5 separate regions of the Homo sapiens genome follow, and regions 2, 3, 4 and 5 are each linked to region 1. The links are chromatin contacts, found by Hi-C or POLR2A ChIA-PET in ENCODE. All regions are on one chromosome and are shown on one strand. The core of a region is the stretch at or near the end of the contact, and the rest is flanking DNA. Distances in the headings are between cores, read along the strand shown. Region 1 holds the start of MED9 (mediator complex subunit 9). Region 2 overlaps TOM1L2 (target of myb1 like 2 membrane trafficking protein). Region 3 holds the start of MPRIP (myosin phosphatase Rho interacting protein). Region 4 holds the start of SREBF1 (sterol regulatory element binding transcription factor 1). Region 5 overlaps MPRIP (myosin phosphatase Rho interacting protein).

Evidence for each region. Hi-C counts contacts between places; a loop is a spot of excess contacts on that map. ChIA-PET counts read pairs that join two places held with the same protein, here RNA polymerase II (POLR2A). Pooled maps may share reads with other maps.
Region 2: a loop to region 1 is called in a pooled map, with 7 times the contacts of the local background. The contact joins the enhancer-like site here to the promoter of MED9 in region 1. A Hi-C loop is called at or near these places in 6 of 50 pooled maps. POLR2A ChIA-PET finds 5 or more read pairs at or near these places in 2 of 52 experiments (HEK293 and activated CD4-positive, alpha-beta T cell).
Region 3: a map of naive thymus-derived CD4-positive, alpha-beta T cell shows a loop between it and region 1 (6-fold over the local background). The contact joins the promoter of MPRIP here to the promoter of MED9 in region 1. A Hi-C loop is called at or near these places in 2 of 168 maps with a recorded cell type or tissue (both naive thymus-derived CD4-positive, alpha-beta T cell), 1 of 37 single-sample maps with no recorded cell type and 9 of 50 pooled maps. POLR2A ChIA-PET finds 5 or more read pairs at or near these places in 1 of 52 experiments (T-cell).
Region 4: a pooled map shows a loop between it and region 1 (4-fold over the local background). The contact joins the promoter of SREBF1 here to the promoter of MED9 in region 1. A Hi-C loop is called at or near these places in 1 of 37 single-sample maps with no recorded cell type and 8 of 50 pooled maps. POLR2A ChIA-PET finds 5 or more read pairs at or near these places in 2 of 52 experiments (activated CD4-positive, alpha-beta T cell and activated CD8-positive, alpha-beta memory T cell).
Region 5: a loop to region 1 is called in a pooled map, with 2.0 times the contacts of the local background. The contact joins the enhancer-like site here to the promoter of MED9 in region 1. A Hi-C loop is called at or near these places in 1 of 37 single-sample maps with no recorded cell type and 1 of 50 pooled maps. POLR2A ChIA-PET finds 5 or more read pairs at or near these places in 2 of 52 experiments (activated T-cell and activated naive CD4-positive, alpha-beta T cell).

Annotation. Positions count from the first base shown.
Region 1 is chr17:17,475,587-17,478,458 of GRCh38, forward strand. MED9 (mediator complex subunit 9) reads left to right here and starts at 1,414. Exons shown (of 2, transcript NM_018019.3): 1 at 1,414-1,679. The coding sequence starts at 1,456. RefSeq lists an enhancer at 1,418-1,517.
Region 2 is chr17:17,957,129-17,960,000 of GRCh38, forward strand. The region is part of intron 1 of TOM1L2 (target of myb1 like 2 membrane trafficking protein); the gene reads right to left. Among named protein-coding and RNA genes, the nearest start is that of TOM1L2, 14 kb to the right of the region's middle. RefSeq lists a silencer at 1,166-1,215. Within about 2 kb of position 1,448, at least 22 of the 41 ENCODE cell types and tissues checked have a DNase peak (open chromatin) inside an H3K27ac peak, as active enhancers do.
Region 3 is chr17:17,041,207-17,044,078 of GRCh38, forward strand. It overlaps MPRIP (myosin phosphatase Rho interacting protein), which reads left to right and starts at 1,251. Exons shown (of 24, transcript NM_001364716.4): 1 at 1,251-1,765. The coding sequence starts at 1,643. It overlaps LOC124903938 (a long non-coding RNA gene), which reads right to left and starts at 1,119. Exons shown (of 3, transcript XR_007065644.1): 1 at 1,065-1,119; 2 at 575-702. RefSeq lists a silencer at 816-1,275 and an enhancer at 1,938-2,872.
Region 4 is chr17:17,835,475-17,838,346 of GRCh38, forward strand. It overlaps SREBF1 (sterol regulatory element binding transcription factor 1), which reads right to left and starts at 1,512. Exons shown (of 19, transcript NM_004176.5): 1 at 1,253-1,512. The coding sequence starts at 1,343. RefSeq lists enhancers at 387-1,288, 1,289-2,191, 2,192-2,872 and silencers at 891-1,170, 1,361-1,520.
Region 5 is chr17:17,181,273-17,184,144 of GRCh38, forward strand. All of the region lies in intron 23 of MPRIP (myosin phosphatase Rho interacting protein), which reads left to right. Among named protein-coding and RNA genes, the nearest start is that of PLD6, 24 kb to the right of the region's middle. Within about 2 kb of position 1,364, at least 6 of the 41 ENCODE cell types and tissues checked have a DNase peak (open chromatin) inside an H3K27ac peak, as active enhancers do.

The DNA of each region.
Region 1 (2,872 bases), core at 164-2,663:
ATGTGCCTGAAAATATCAGCATTGATCCTTTCCCTGGCCACCTTGCTCTTAAGGCTCCTGTTCATCATGCTATGTGGATGTGGACCTCCTCGCCTCTCTGTACTGCCCATGATGGTGGATTACAGCAGAATGGGCTCACCAGTTGACAGCTTTCCCCACTCATGTCTTCTACTCACTAGCTAAGCTTGGGGTGGGTGTCCCCATTGCCCGGAAAATTACTACACAGCCCTCATATCAAACTTGTTTTGAGAAGCATAACCATAAACCCATCTTTGGCCTATGATCCTAGGGAGTCCTCATGCCAACAAGACCTTTTGGGGTCAGCCACGCATGTGAAGTTAGAATGCAGTTTAGGCTGTGCCATGAATCTGAACTAAATATGATTTTAGGGGTGAGGAAACTGGGACCTAGGGGCTTGGGGAACTGGCCCGAAGGTATGGAGAGTACCTGACCTTGTCGTTCTTCCAGGATATGATATTTACTCCTGGCACCAATCCCCTCTACCTTGTACTGAAAGCAAGGACAGCCTGCCTGCAACCACACATACAGGTGGCCATCCAGCAGGTGCATACTAAATGTGTGTTGAGTTGAATTATTAGACTCTTTCTAAGCAACCTTGCAGCATTGAAGGGACCGCAATCCCTTTGCCTCTGCGTCCTTAGGGCTAAACTCGAGGTCTCGATGTCTTGCACTGTGGGCTGGGCCGGGTTTGGTGCCTCACCCAGCAGGTAAGTGCTGTCTACGCCTCCCACAGGTCCAGTGGCTCCTCTCCAGACTTGGGTGCACTGGGCCAGGCTGCACCTTACTAATCTCAAGGCTTCCTGTGTTTGTGGCTTTGGGGCCCTCTTCATCGTGTGAATAGGAATAAGAAGATTGTTATTTCTGGCCGGGTGCAGTGGCTCACGCCTGTAATCCCAGCACTTTGGGAGGCCGAGACGGGCGGATCACCTGAGGTGGGGAGTTCGAGACCAGCCTGATCAACATGGAGAAACCCCGTCTCTACTAAAAATATAAAATTAGCCGGGCGTGGTGGTGCATGCCTGTAATCCCAGCTACTAGGGAGGCTGAGGCAGGAGAATCGCTTGAACCCGGGAGGCGGAGGTTGCGGTGAGCCGAGATCGCGCCACTGCACTCCAGCCTGGGCAACAAGAGCGAAATTCCGTCTCAAAAAAAAAAAAAAGATTGTTATTTCTGAAATAAACCCCTATTTCTCACTATTTAATAATTTAGCAATCTTGACTCACAATCCAAATCCAGGCACCCCAGACCCACCCACGGCCCGTTGCCTAGCAACAGCCTCCCCACCCCCGCCTCCGCGCCTTTTCCCGCCGACTGCCCAGTGCGCACGCTCAGAGCCTTCCTCCACACCCCGCCCCTGCAGGGCGCGCGGTGGTGACGTGTAGAGTGCGCGACGCTTTTGGCGACCCGACCTCTGGCTAACCTACCCCCGGAGCCATGGCCTCTGCTGGGGTGGCAGCCGGGCGACAGGCGGAGGATGTATTGCCGCCAACGTCCGACCAGCCGCTGCCTGACACCAAGCCGCTGCCGCCTCCTCAGCCGCCGCCGGTCCCTGCGCCTCAACCGCAGCAGTCGCCGGCGCCACGGCCTCAGTCACCTGCCCGCGCGAGGGAGGAAGAGAACTACTCCTTTTTACCTTTGGTTCACAACATCATCAAATGGTAAGAACCTAGGAGAGGACCAGGCCCCATACTCCCTCCAGCTTCTCCTCTCAGCCGTTTCAGAGCTGCAAGAGGCCTTGGCGCTCTGGGGCACGCCCCCGTTTCACAGATGGGGAAACTCAGACCCAGAGCGGGAAGAGGCCTTTCCCAAGACCACAGAGACATTCCATGAGTTAAGCAAACGATTTGAGCCTCGAGAGGTGCGATATCCTTAAGAATGAAGCCAGCTTAGAGACTAAATGCAGACTCTTGTCCAGCGGCTCAAATGTTCATCCCAGCGATCTTGAGCAAATTAAATCTCTTTAAGCCTCAGTTTTCTCACCTTTAATGTTGGTAATACTCACTTTAGTTCCTTAGTTCAGCAAACTCAACAGATAAGCATCATCTTCCCTGTGCCAAGTGCTACGGGATGGACGCAGTAAAAGGGGCCAACTTTTCACCCCCAAAGGTTTAGATAGAAGGAAAAAAAGACATGATTGGGAATAACCCACAATTCAAAAAGATTGAGACGGGAGTGGTGGCGATGGGAAACATTAGACTAAGCAGAAACACAGAAGTTGCCTCAGATGATTAGACCCACTTGTACTGACTTTGTTCTAACAGTACCAAAGGAAATAATTGTTGTCATCCTTTTGGCCAGCCTTCAGGGTAGCCTGAGTTTTCAAAGTGACTCTGTAGAGGAAAAACCAAAAACAAAAACACAAAAGTCTCACTGATCCTTATGTTTGCCTAAATTATTATTTTTTTTGAGAGAGGGTCTCGCTCTGTCACCCAGACTGGAGTACAGTGGCGTGATCTCGGCTCACTGCAGCCTCAACCTCCTGGCCTCAAGCCATCCTCCCACCTCATCCTCCCAAGTAACCGGAACCACAGGCATGAGCCATGGCACCCAGCGAATTTTTGTATTTTTTGTAGAGATGGAGTTTCACCATGTTGCCCAGGCTGTAAATTATTTTCATTATGTTACTTCACTGTATATCCACGTGATACTAGGTGTAAACCCCTAGGCTTGTAACTCTTACTCAACCATTAAAGACCAAAACAAAGTAAATTAAAAGAAAATTACGATTCCAGTAACATTCAGGTGAACATGAATGTGCTCTTCACTGTTTTACTGAAATGGAATTGTTACAACGTGAAGGTCTTGACTGTTAGTGGCCCACCCACTTTTGAGTTTAAGCAAATTAGATTCA
Region 2 (2,872 bases), core at 198-2,697, 480 kb after region 1:
CACTACCACACCCAGCTAATTTTTAAATTTTTTGTAGAAACAGGGTCTTGCTATGTTGCCCAGGCTGGCCTCAAATTTTTGGCCTCAAGCAATCCTCCTGCCTTGGCCTCCCAAAGTGCTGGGATTACAGGCATGAGCCACCACTCCCTTATACAGCCTTTCAAAATGGCAGGTAGAGAAAACAATGCATATGATTCTTCTTCAAAATATCACTGGGATTCAACACAAAAGAGCATATACTGTATGACTCCACTCATGAACTTCTAGAAGAGATAAAAGATCAGTGGTTCCCTCTGCAGTGTGTTGGAGGAGAGGATTAACTGGGAAGGGACCTGAGGGAGCTTTCTGGGGTGAGGTTGACAGTGCGTATCTTGATGGGGTAAGGTGACAACATGTAAGCATGTGTCAAAATTATAACAAAATGTATGCATTTTACTACAAGTAAACTACCTCAGTGAAAATCATTAGAAGGCAAATATATATACATTTACACAAAATATATATAAAGTATAACATATTTATATAAAATATATATAAAATATGTATATGTATATATTTACCTGTGTGCATGTATTTACATGTGTGTATATACTTACATATCACAGGCTATACACACACACACGTACACACACATATGATTCATAGGTATGTACAGTCTCTTATGGAAAGCTGTAAGTCTTAAGAAAAACTAGGCCAGGCGTGGTGGCTCACGACTGTAATCCCAGGCCGAGGTGGGCGGATCATGAGGTCCGGAGATCAAGACCATCCTGGCTAACACGGTGAAACCCCGTCTCTACTAAAAATACAAAAAATTAGCCGGGCGTGGTGGTGGGCGCCTGTAGTCCTAGCTATTCAGCAGGCTGAGGCAGGAGAATGGTGTGAACCCAGGAGGTGGAGCTTGCAGTAAGTCGAGATTGTGCCACTGCACTCCAGCCTGGGCAACAGAGCAAGACTCTGTCTCAAAAAAAAAAAAAAGAAAAGAAAAACTAAAAGCCACTTTGATTTGGGCCTTAAGCTTTAGGTCTGAAATGAACTTGGAAAGCTTGTTCAACCTCTGTTCTTCAAAACAAACGAACGAACAAACCATGCTCTTCAAATGAGTAACTGACAGGATGTGCCCCACCCAAAGTCTCACAGCAAATCAGCAGCAGAGCAGTGAACAGTCCCAGACTTTCCCAGTCCTAGCCTGGGATTGGTTTCTCTGGTCTGGACCAGTGCCAGAAAAAGTAGATAAAACAGAAGACCATTGGTGATTTTATGAGCTAATTTCATTTAAACCATCAAATCTAGAGCTAAATAGTACCCCCAACCAAGCCCAGTCAAAAACAGGAGACTAACTTTCAAACAATAAAATGTATTTACCTTCATGAGGCTGAGTTGAAAATTTCCACTCCATTAAAATGACAGACTTACTACCCCATGCTTACCCTCCCTGCCCATATACAAATATCTAAATGACTGGCAAGAGGCTGTGAGCTAAATAGGAAGACATGTAAGAGTCATAAAACTGAGTCACTGTGGGACCTTGGCAAGTCTCCTACTGTGATACAGTAAGAAATATATATTTGGTCTTTGTCCAGGTTCCTGGCACACCTCACCCAAAACCCCTGGAATCTCCTGAGAGATAAGTGTCTTTTGTATGCTAATGAGATTGGGGCTCCCTAGCCAGAAAGACCAAGGTACATTTCAGTGTTGGAACTTTTAGCCGTACCCTCATCCCACCTTACCTCCGGAAAGGGGAGAGGGACTAGAGGTTGAGTTATTCACCAATGGCCAGATTTAATCACTCATGCCCACATAATGAAACCTCCATTAATACCCCTAAACGATGGGGTTCAAAGAACTTCCAAGTTGAACACATAAAGGTGCTGGGAGGCTGGCACAGAAGTTCTCTGCCCCTTCCCCACACCTTGCCCGATGAATCTCTTCCATTTGGCTGTTGCTGAGTTATATCCTTTGTCACGAAAATGTAAGTAAAGTGTTGTCCTGAATTTTGTGAGCCATTCAAGCATATGATCAAACATGGGGAAGGCATCACGGGAATCCCCAATTTATAGCCGGTCATGGGAAGTACAGATGGTAACCAGGAACTTGTGACTGGCATGTGAAGTGGGGGCAGTCTTGTGGGACTGAGCCCTTAACCTCTGGGGTCCGCACCAGCTCCAGGTAGTTAGTGTCAAAACTGAATTCAATTGTAGGACATCCATTTGATATCAGAAAAAAGACAAAAACAACAAAAAAATCCCTGCACATTTGCTGTCAGAAATGTCATACATCACAGACACCCTCTCTGGCCTTGTTTCCACAACCTGCAAAAATTAGAGGGTTGGACCAAATACCACTAAGACCCTTTCAACTAGAGTCTTCTGATTCTTTGAATTGCTGGTTTAAGAATTTCCACAGTTAGCATAGGAGACTCTCGCTCTCTGGAAGCCACTAGCAAATTCAGCTTTCAAACCCCAAGCAACATCATTTCTCAGGCCTCATTTCCTATTTCGACTAATGACGTGCCAGAAATCTGTGTGATTTCTCCTTTGAGGAGCAGCAAAAAAAACTCCACAGTGTCCTATTACAGGACCCAGTTCTTGTCCCCAGCTCTCAAAGACAGCCCAATTCTCTGAGATGAAAGAATCAGTCTCTCTCCATTACACTCAATTTTAAACCAAAACCCGAAACAGAATTTTTGACATGCCTCCCAGACTACAAGGCTTATGCTTCATTAATGATTAAAAGAGCAGCTGGTGATGTCTTAAAAGCAAGTTGGTCAGTTAGACAATTTAGCATGTGTTTAAATTCCGTCTTTTCCTCCATCCATCACTGTAGTTCTAAGGCAAATCCAAAGAGAAAGTAAAATACACAGGTCTTCCATTAC
Region 3 (2,872 bases), core at 1-2,500, 430 kb before region 1:
ACCAGATGATCCGTGGAAAAGTACACAGCTCTGGAAGCATTTGCTACTTCTCCTCCTAAAACCTCCTCCATTCCCTGAGCGACAGCTGCTGTGGCTGCCACTACCACATGCTCCAATGTCACCTCCTCCGTGAAGGCTGGGTTAGCTCACCCCCCTGTTTAAAGACTCACCATGACTCCCAGCTGCCAGTGGGATGACATGTGCACGCCTGGGCTTGGAATACAAGGCCTGGGTGATAGAGCCCTCTTCCAATCCCTCTTGCTCCTTCTTCCCCTATCTCCACTTCCAGCCACACTCAACCCTCTCACTGTCCACTTAAACTTCCCCTCCTCCTTGAAGCCACCCGAATTTTTCTAAAGAGCGCATTTCTCCCCTCTCTGGGCTCCTGCAACCTTCTGCCTGAGCCTTTGACAGCCTTTTCCAGGTTGTCTTTTGGCCAGGAGGCTGGACAATGGAGGACGGGAGTGACAGCTCGGCCCCTTCCTAGCAGAGTGATCCTACACAAATTACTCCAGGTGTCTGACCCTTCATTTCCTCAAGCACATCATGGGGGAAAGAATGCCTAGCTCAGCACCTGGCAGAGAGTCAGCCTTCGCTCATCTCCCCTAATGGAGCTGACAGCTCTTCAAGTCCGCTGACATCTTCTCTTAGTCATCCCTTGAAATACTACCCGCTGTTACTTCTCTGCTCCTCAGTCTCCTCCTATGTAAAATGGGGATGAGAAAGGAGAGGTTGCGAACCTTTAATGAGCGAGCCCTTGGAGTATCCAGCCCTTCCCGACGCTAACTGACTCCTACGAGGGGGCCTGGTACACAGTAGGTGCTAAACTAATCCTCTCCGAGCTGGGCTTGGGGAAGATGCCTCCGTTGGGTGTACAGCGTGGGCGCGGGAAGGCGAGCCTGGGAGCGAGGGGGTTGCAGAGAGGCAGCCTGAGGTCGGCTCCGCCTTCCCCCGCATCCCCCGCCCGGGCCCTGCAGCTGTCAGCCCGGCCGGCCTCGGCGCCAGTCCACCAAACCTGAACGTCCCATGCCGGCGCCCCCACCTTCCCGGCCTGCACAACTTACCTTGCGCTCGGCGGCCCTCGGTCCCGCCCCCGACTGCCATTGGCCCAGAGGTTCCTTTGTTAGCGAGAGCGCGCCAACCCCATTGGCCGGTGGGGCTGCCGATCGCGTCGGGCGCGGCCCCGCCCCGTACGCCCCGGCACCTCCCCGCGCCCGGCCGCCCGCCCGCCCGCCCGCCCGCCCGCCCCCGTAGTGCGTGAGGCGCTCCGGTCCCATTTGCAGCGGCCGCGGGGCGCCGAGGGCAGCTGCGGCGGCGCGGACGAGCCGGGACGGCGGCGACCGGAGCCTGAGAGGCGGGCCGCAGCGGGAAGCAGCGGGCCCGAGGCCGCGTCCATGGGCCCGCGGCGGCCGGGCGGCGGCGGTGCGGGCGGGAGCTGGGCGTCGCGCGCGCTGTGAGGCCCGGGCGGCTCAGGAGCCTCGGCGCGTGCAGCGAACCGCCCGCCGGGAAGGAGGCCGGGCCGGGCCTGCGGCGGGGCCGGCGAGGGATGCGGCGCGGCCGCGCTGAGCCCCTAGCCCGCCGGGAGCGCCAGGCCGGCCAGGCCTGCGCCGCCGCCGCCGCCGCCGTCGCCGCCGCGCCGACCATGTCGGCAGCCAAGGAGAACCCGTGCAGGAAATTCCAGGCCAACATCTTCAACAAGAGCAAGTGTCAGAACTGCTTCAAGCCCCGCGAGTCGCATCTGCTCAACGACGAGGACCTGACGCAGGTGAGCGACTGGGGCCGGCCCGGACACCTCCGTTCTGGGAGCCGCGGGTCGGCGGCCGGGGCGCCGCCAAGGGCTGCAGGGAAAATAAAAATGGAGCAGGGAAATGCGCGAGTCCTGGGGCATGGGGACGGGGACGGGAAGTGCATTGACAGAGCTGGGACAAAGGGAAAATCCTCGAGTATGCCGAAAAATAACATCCTTTCCCGTTCCCATTGCCCGGCTGTGTGATTCATGCTTTTTGGGTGACTCAAAAGTGCCTGGTTTCGCTTAGTAGGAACAAAGCGCTTAGGGATTGCATGCCGCTTGACGGGACCCCCCTGAGATTCTGGCTTGGGACTGGACTTGGATTTGTCCAGCCAGAGTGGCCCAGGGGTCGGATTGTTGGGGAGGACTGTGGGCTTCCGTCTAGTGGGACGCAGCCTGCCCCGATTCTGAATCATCGTCACTGTCAAGCACTGGAGAGAGGTGAAGGGGTGTCCAAATCTGGCGAGGAGGGTCTTGTTCTTGAACTTAGTTTGGCAGGCCGTAGTTTAGCGGGGAGCTGGGACCAGTTCCCTGGTCACTGGCCGAGGGGTGAGGAGACCTGTGGGTCCTCGGGAAAGTTGATTTCTGTCTCCCAGCCTTAACTGTCAAACAGGGCTTTGAACTAGTTATGACTCCCAAACGTGCATTAGAGTCATAGCCATTAAACACAGAGTTCTGGGGCCCCCGCCCTGGAGTGACTGGGGAGATGGGGAATTTGTATTGATGAAAGGCTCCAAGAGGCTTGGCTGCAGCCCCCATGGCCCTTGGGAACCCCTGCAGTGATTGCTGTTTGAACTCCTAGTGTTCCAGGATTCCGAGCCTTGTGTGCACCTCCTTGGGATGTGCCTCGGTACCCTCCCCACGGCCATCATCTCCATCCTCTTCAGAGCTTTCTCTCAGCCTCCTGAATGAAGCCAGGGGAAGTCCCTTCACATTCCAGTCCAGTGTGACCTAGTTGTAGCCACTCCTGTCGCAGAAGAACCCCTTAGACTGAAAACGAGTGAACGGGCCTGGTTGTTTTTAATGCCACTTCAGTGCACCCAGGGTTTGACTTGTTTACATGGCCGACTGGAGTAGGGTGGT
Region 4 (2,872 bases), core at 262-2,761, 360 kb after region 1:
GCAGTAGGGCAGGAGTGGTGGTGGCATAGATATATCTGTTTTGCCAACCCCAGGGTGGCCACGGGTTCCATGGACATGTCCATTCAGGCTGTGAGTCTAGGCATCTTGTTCCTGCGACCTTGGCCTCAGTTTCCTCATCAACCAAGTGCAACTTAGCTAGTGCTGCTAAAACTCCTGCACAGAAACCATGCAGGCAATTTGCTAGGGGCTTCCGTTTGCTCTATCTACAAAATGGAAGCAACGGGCCTCCTAATTGGCACTTGGTGCCACCATTGGCCCCAAACCCCTTCTCATCACAGCCAGGGTGATGCTCCAAAGATGGAAGCCGGTGCCACTGTTCTGCTCCGCCCTTTCCCTGGCCGACCAAGTCGGTTTGCGTCCTCCTCCTCCCTGACCTCACTCCTTTGCAAGCCTCTAACTCCTCACACTTAGGCCCTGCCTCGAGGCCTTTGCCCTTCCCTTGCCGTGGCCTGGAAAACATCTTTCCTTGCTGGTCCTGGGGGTGACCCTCAGGTCTCAGCTTAGAAGTCCCTGACCGCTCTACCCAAAGTAGCCACATCCCTGCCCTCCCCCAGCCTCGCTCCACCCAAGGTACAACTAAATACCCGTTTGGTTTCCCGGGAGATTTTTGTGTTCCCTAAAAGAGGGGGTACCCAGGTCTGTCTGTAAACCCTCGGTGCCTAAGACGGGGCCTGGCATTCGGTGGATGTCAGTGAATGAGTGCGGAGGCTGTGCCCGTCGCAGACCGGGAGAACCCGACACGAGGCGGGGGAAGGGCGCGAGGCAGCGCCCATGCGCATGCGCAAGAGCTCCGACGCCGAGCTGAACTCTCGGGCCGGAGGGAATGACCGTGAGTAACCTCGCAATTACGTCACGGCTGGGGCTGGGGCGGAGCTTCGGCGACGCCTGGGTCCCCAGCTTCAGCCGTGGCCATCACAGGGCTGGAGAGTCACCGGTCGGGCGGCACCCGGCCTGGGACGCGTAGAGGCGCACGTGTCCCGGCCCGGAGCCGCCAAGGGACCCCGGCCCGGCCCAGGAGCCCTCACCCACAAGCGCGCGGCCCGAGACGCTAGCGCGGGAACCAGGGAGGCTCGGTGAGGCTCGGGACACCGAGCTCAGAGACACCGGGAAGTCCCGCGCGAGCACAGCACGGAGCTGGCGCCCGTGGGGGAGACAAAGGCCAGGGAGACACCTGCGCGCCCCCTACTCGCGCCACCCGGCGCAGCTTCAAGCCCTGCCCGCCCTGACGCACCTTCGATGTCGGTCAGCAGCGCCGCGTCCAGATCGCACGGCTCGCCCAGCGCCTGCTCCAAAGCCGCCTCGCTGAAGGGTGGCTCGTCCATGGCGCAGCCGCCTCCTCCGGGAGGCCCGCCGGGCCCGCCGCCTCGTACGGCCCTTCCTAGGGAGCGCCGCCGCGGCCCCGGCTCTCAGTCGCCGCCGCCGCTCCGCGCGTTCGTGTCCTGCCCTGGCCTCAGAGGCGGCCCGGCGCCGGCGAAAAGTTCCTCGGAAACTGGGTTCCCCCGGCCGCAGCTCTGCTGGGCGGTCGAGGCGGAGGCGGGGCCTTTCGGGGAGGACCCGCCCTCCCAGATAGACGGCCCCGCCCCACCTTGAGAGAGCGGGGGACCCCTGATCCCCGGTCTGCGCCACAAATCTCCCCTCAGCCGGCCCCTCCTCCAGAGCGCCCTCCAGTCATTCATTTTATCCAGCCTCGCGCACAATGGCAGCGGCCTCTGGCCGGCTGCTGCGGGAACGCGGGCAAGCCGAGCCCCCTCTCTGGGCCTCTGTTTCTCCAGCACCAAGCAAGGAAGCCGAGTGGAAGCCCCAGGCCTGGGCCCATCCCAAACTTCATTTCCTCATTTCCTAGATTTGACTCTTTAGAACAAGACAGACCAGGATCCAAGTTATAGGGGTCCCAGGCCTGCTGTGTTGTGAGCAGGCCTGATGTAACTGCTGGGCCAGTTACATCACTCTGCCTCAATTTTCCTCATTTGTAACATGGGCCTAATGATGCTTTCTCACGGGCAGGCTGGGAGGCTAGTGACAATGTGGAGGGGAGCATGACCTGTGAGATCAGCCTGCCCCCTCTCTGCAAAGAAACCAGAAGATTGGCCTCTTGAGGACAGGAGTGGCCAAAGAAAGAGGCTGGAATTTCGTCATCTGGTTTCCTCCCAGATCCAGCTGTAGGGATAGGATACCAGTGGGCCCAGTGCAGCTCCTGAAGGAGGAAGCCAGTACCCAAGGAAGACTGGCCCCAGGGCTGTCTGACCCCAGATTTGGCACTTATTCCCAGGAGCAGCCAGGATAGGGGCCGCAAGGAAGAGGTAGCTGTGCTTTAGATCAGAGCCAGGCTGCCCTGGATCATCACAAGCTGGGACTAGATCAGAGCAGGCAGCCCTGTTGAGAAGAGGGCTGGAAACCGAACCTGGTTCTGTGGCCTAGGGACAGAGCCAGGTGGGGCAGGAAGGAGGGAAGGGGTCCCAATGAGGTGGGTTGAAATAAACCAGAATTAACATTCAGGAATCTGAATGTGATAAGGCAGTGAGCTCCCTGTCCCCAGAGGTATGCAAGCAGAGAGAAGCACCCTTGGTGGAGGGCAGTCCAGGAAACTCATCAGGGGCCTGGGCCTCAGGCCTTCCCGACCCCAGACCTTCATAAGTCAAGCCATCCTGCAGACTGCCTTGCTCAAACTCCAGATATAGCCTATCTGGCCACGCCCTAAGCAGGAGTAACATTCATGATGCATTTTAGAAGGGGTGTGTGGGGGAGAGAAGCCACAGAGCCCAAGTCCCTGGGGCTCAGCCTGGACATCCAGCTCCCTTTGTTCCTCTCCCAGAAGTGGCTGCGGTGGAAAATTACCCAGAATAGCGGCGCC
Region 5 (2,872 bases), core at 114-2,613, 290 kb before region 1:
CCATGGTGGGAGACACCCTGAGAATGAGTAGTTGCCGGCTCAGTAGCTTGATCTCGTTCATCCCGGAATGAGAACATGGAGGAAAGCAAGAACCACGTCTTCCTCCCCATGCTGGCCCTTTCTCAGGCACACCCACAGCACCCCGCCGTCCGAAGGACTTCATCCTGAGGCTTGGTTAAAGAGTTGAAGGTTTTAAGCCTAGTCAGTTTGGTTTTATTTTTCTACAGTTCTAAGTCCCCTATACCCAAATATGGTTTAGGCTTGATTGAAAACTTAGCTTGGGCATTTTTCTTTAAACATAACGTTTTGTTTAGCAAAAGGAAACTTGTTCTTTTTTGGTTCACGGTTTTCTTACTGAAGATTCTACTACTTATTTGAGGCTAAACTGTAGCTAGTATCTTTGAGCTTTTCTTGAAGGAGTTTGAAGTTCACTATTAGTGATTTGGGCTTTTGGACCATGTCTATAAGTGACATGGGACCGGCTGTCACTGACAGGACCCTTCCAGGGAGGCTGTGCAACACCCACGGGCCCCTGACAGTAACTCTGTGCAGTGAGTGGGTGGGGGCCTCTCACAGTGGCTGGGAACCAGCCAGAGCAGGGATGAGGGAGCAGACTGTCTGGGCCCCAGGGCAGACTGAAAAGGATGGAGAGAAACCCCAGGATGGGGTCCTCCTCCTTATGTGTTTTTAAGTTGATGTTTGGCTTGGCTGGGTTTCCGTAATAAAAATCCTTGGAGTGCAGGGCTAGTCCTGCTGGCCCCAGCAGAAAGTCGAGGACTTCCTAGATGTCTGTGGTGCAACAGGGCAGGATGGGGCCGTGTTCGCGCTCCCAGGAGACATTAGGAGGCACAGGCATGGGTGGGTGTCATCCTTTTCCTCAACTGTATCTGAAGACTCCACCCAACCCTTCAAGAAGATGGAAATGCAGTTGCCCAGAAACCGTACTTCTCAGTGGTGTTTTTTGATGTGGCATCTGATGTGCACTGATCTGTGTCTTTTGTTCTGTTCTGTTTTTCTGTCCTGCCTCGCTCGAAAGGACCGCAAGTCTCAGCTGCTACAAAATCAAAGACAGCAAGTTGCTTAGGAGCAGCACAGCCTTTTCTGGGATTGAGACCAGAGAATGCTTCCCTCGGGGTTCTTAAGGGGCCCCCGTGTCTGTGGTCAGCTCAGTATGTGGGGCTACAGGAGGCACTCAGTGGAGACAACAGCCTAGGGGGAGATGAACCCCAGAGGGAGCTGGCTGAGCCTTGGGCTGAGCAGCCACCGGGAGAGAATCCAGAGGACGTAGAGAGAGAAACAGCCTCCTGCAGCCAGTGTGGGAATAACGTAGGGGATTTCACTTACTTCCCACCCTTGGAATTGTAGCAAGCCCAGCATCACCTGAGCCTGAGCTCTGCCCTTTGTCACTGGGGCAGGAGCCAGTAGCGAGCATGCTGGGTGCTGTGGCTGTCAGGGCGCTCCCCTCCCCTGGGCCTGCTGTAGCAGGAATCTGGGGCTTCTGACGCAGTGCCTGCAAGGAGCAAACCCAGGCCTTAGGAGTGATCAAACTCACTACAGTCCTGACAGAAAGTCCCCAACAAGCAGGAACCGGGATGTCAGTGACATCCCCCAGCCATGCTCCGGGGCCTGCCTCTGAGTAGCACTTAGGCTCAGGGCTGCCTGCCTGGCTTGGCCCCAGCCCCTTCAATGGTGACCAGATGTCTACCCAGGTCCTCTGCAAGACTGACTGCTGTGAGAACCCTGCACTCTGTGGGGAGGGACCCCCCAAGGGCACCTGGAAGCAGGCATGGGTGTTGAGGTACATCTGGGCTCAGAATGGGAGATGGATTTTCCCCCCATTCCCCCAGCCACTCTCTGTGGCAGGCTTCCAAAGAAACCCTCTCAGAAACACACAATTATCAAGCTGTGACAACTGCTTGAGGTGAGGCTCACCTGGACCAGTGAGGTTGTTTGTTTGTTTTGAGACGGAGTCTCGCTCTGTCGCCCAGGCTAGAGTGCAGTGGCGCGATCTCTGCTCACTGCAAGCTCCGCCTCCCGGGTTCACGCCATTCTCCTGCCTCAGCCTCCCATGTAGCTGGGACTACAGGCGCCTGCCACCACGCCCAGCTAATTTTTTGTATTTTTTAGTAGAGACGGGGTTTCACTGTGTTAGCCAGGATGGTCTCGATCTCCTGACATCGTGATCTGCCCGCCTCGGCCTCCCAAAGTGCTGGGATTACAGGCGTGAGCCACCGCGCCCGGCCTGGACCAGTGAGTTTTAAAATGCTTAGCAGCAGAACCCTGTATTTAAAAATCACATTGTTTATTTATTTACACAGACACATAGCTCCAGAATATAGCAAACAAGCAGGTCTGTTCTGGGTAGAGCTGGGTGGGGTGGGGGACAGTGGAGCTCCCCCTTCCCTTGAGCTTTGGAGGGAGCCTCAAGCTGACCAGCCCATGCTCAGTCCCCAGTCTATCACACCAGAGTCTCCAGGACAGTGCCAGAGTGTGCCTGAGCCTAAGCTGGCGACTTCCCAGTAGATGGGGTACAGCCTGCAGTTTCACGTTGCTCAGGTTTTTGGTTGAAACTGGTAGAATCAGGCAGACCCTGAGCTAGAGCCCATCCCTTCAGCTTCCAGTTTCTCAGTAAAGCCTGTACCTGCACCAGCTCTGGCAAGGGTAAGCCACAGGGAGTCAGCAGGGCTGAGTGTGATGGCGACACTTAGCGTGAAGAGGGAGATAAGTGAAGAGCCACAGCACTTTCCAGTCAGTACTGGAATGCCCTTCATTTCCAGTCATTCTCTGAAAAGTGCTCTTCCTTTTCTTATTCAGAAATTAAATCATTGAGGAAAGTCTGTAAGAATGAGATGGGAAATACTCTGTCCCCTAG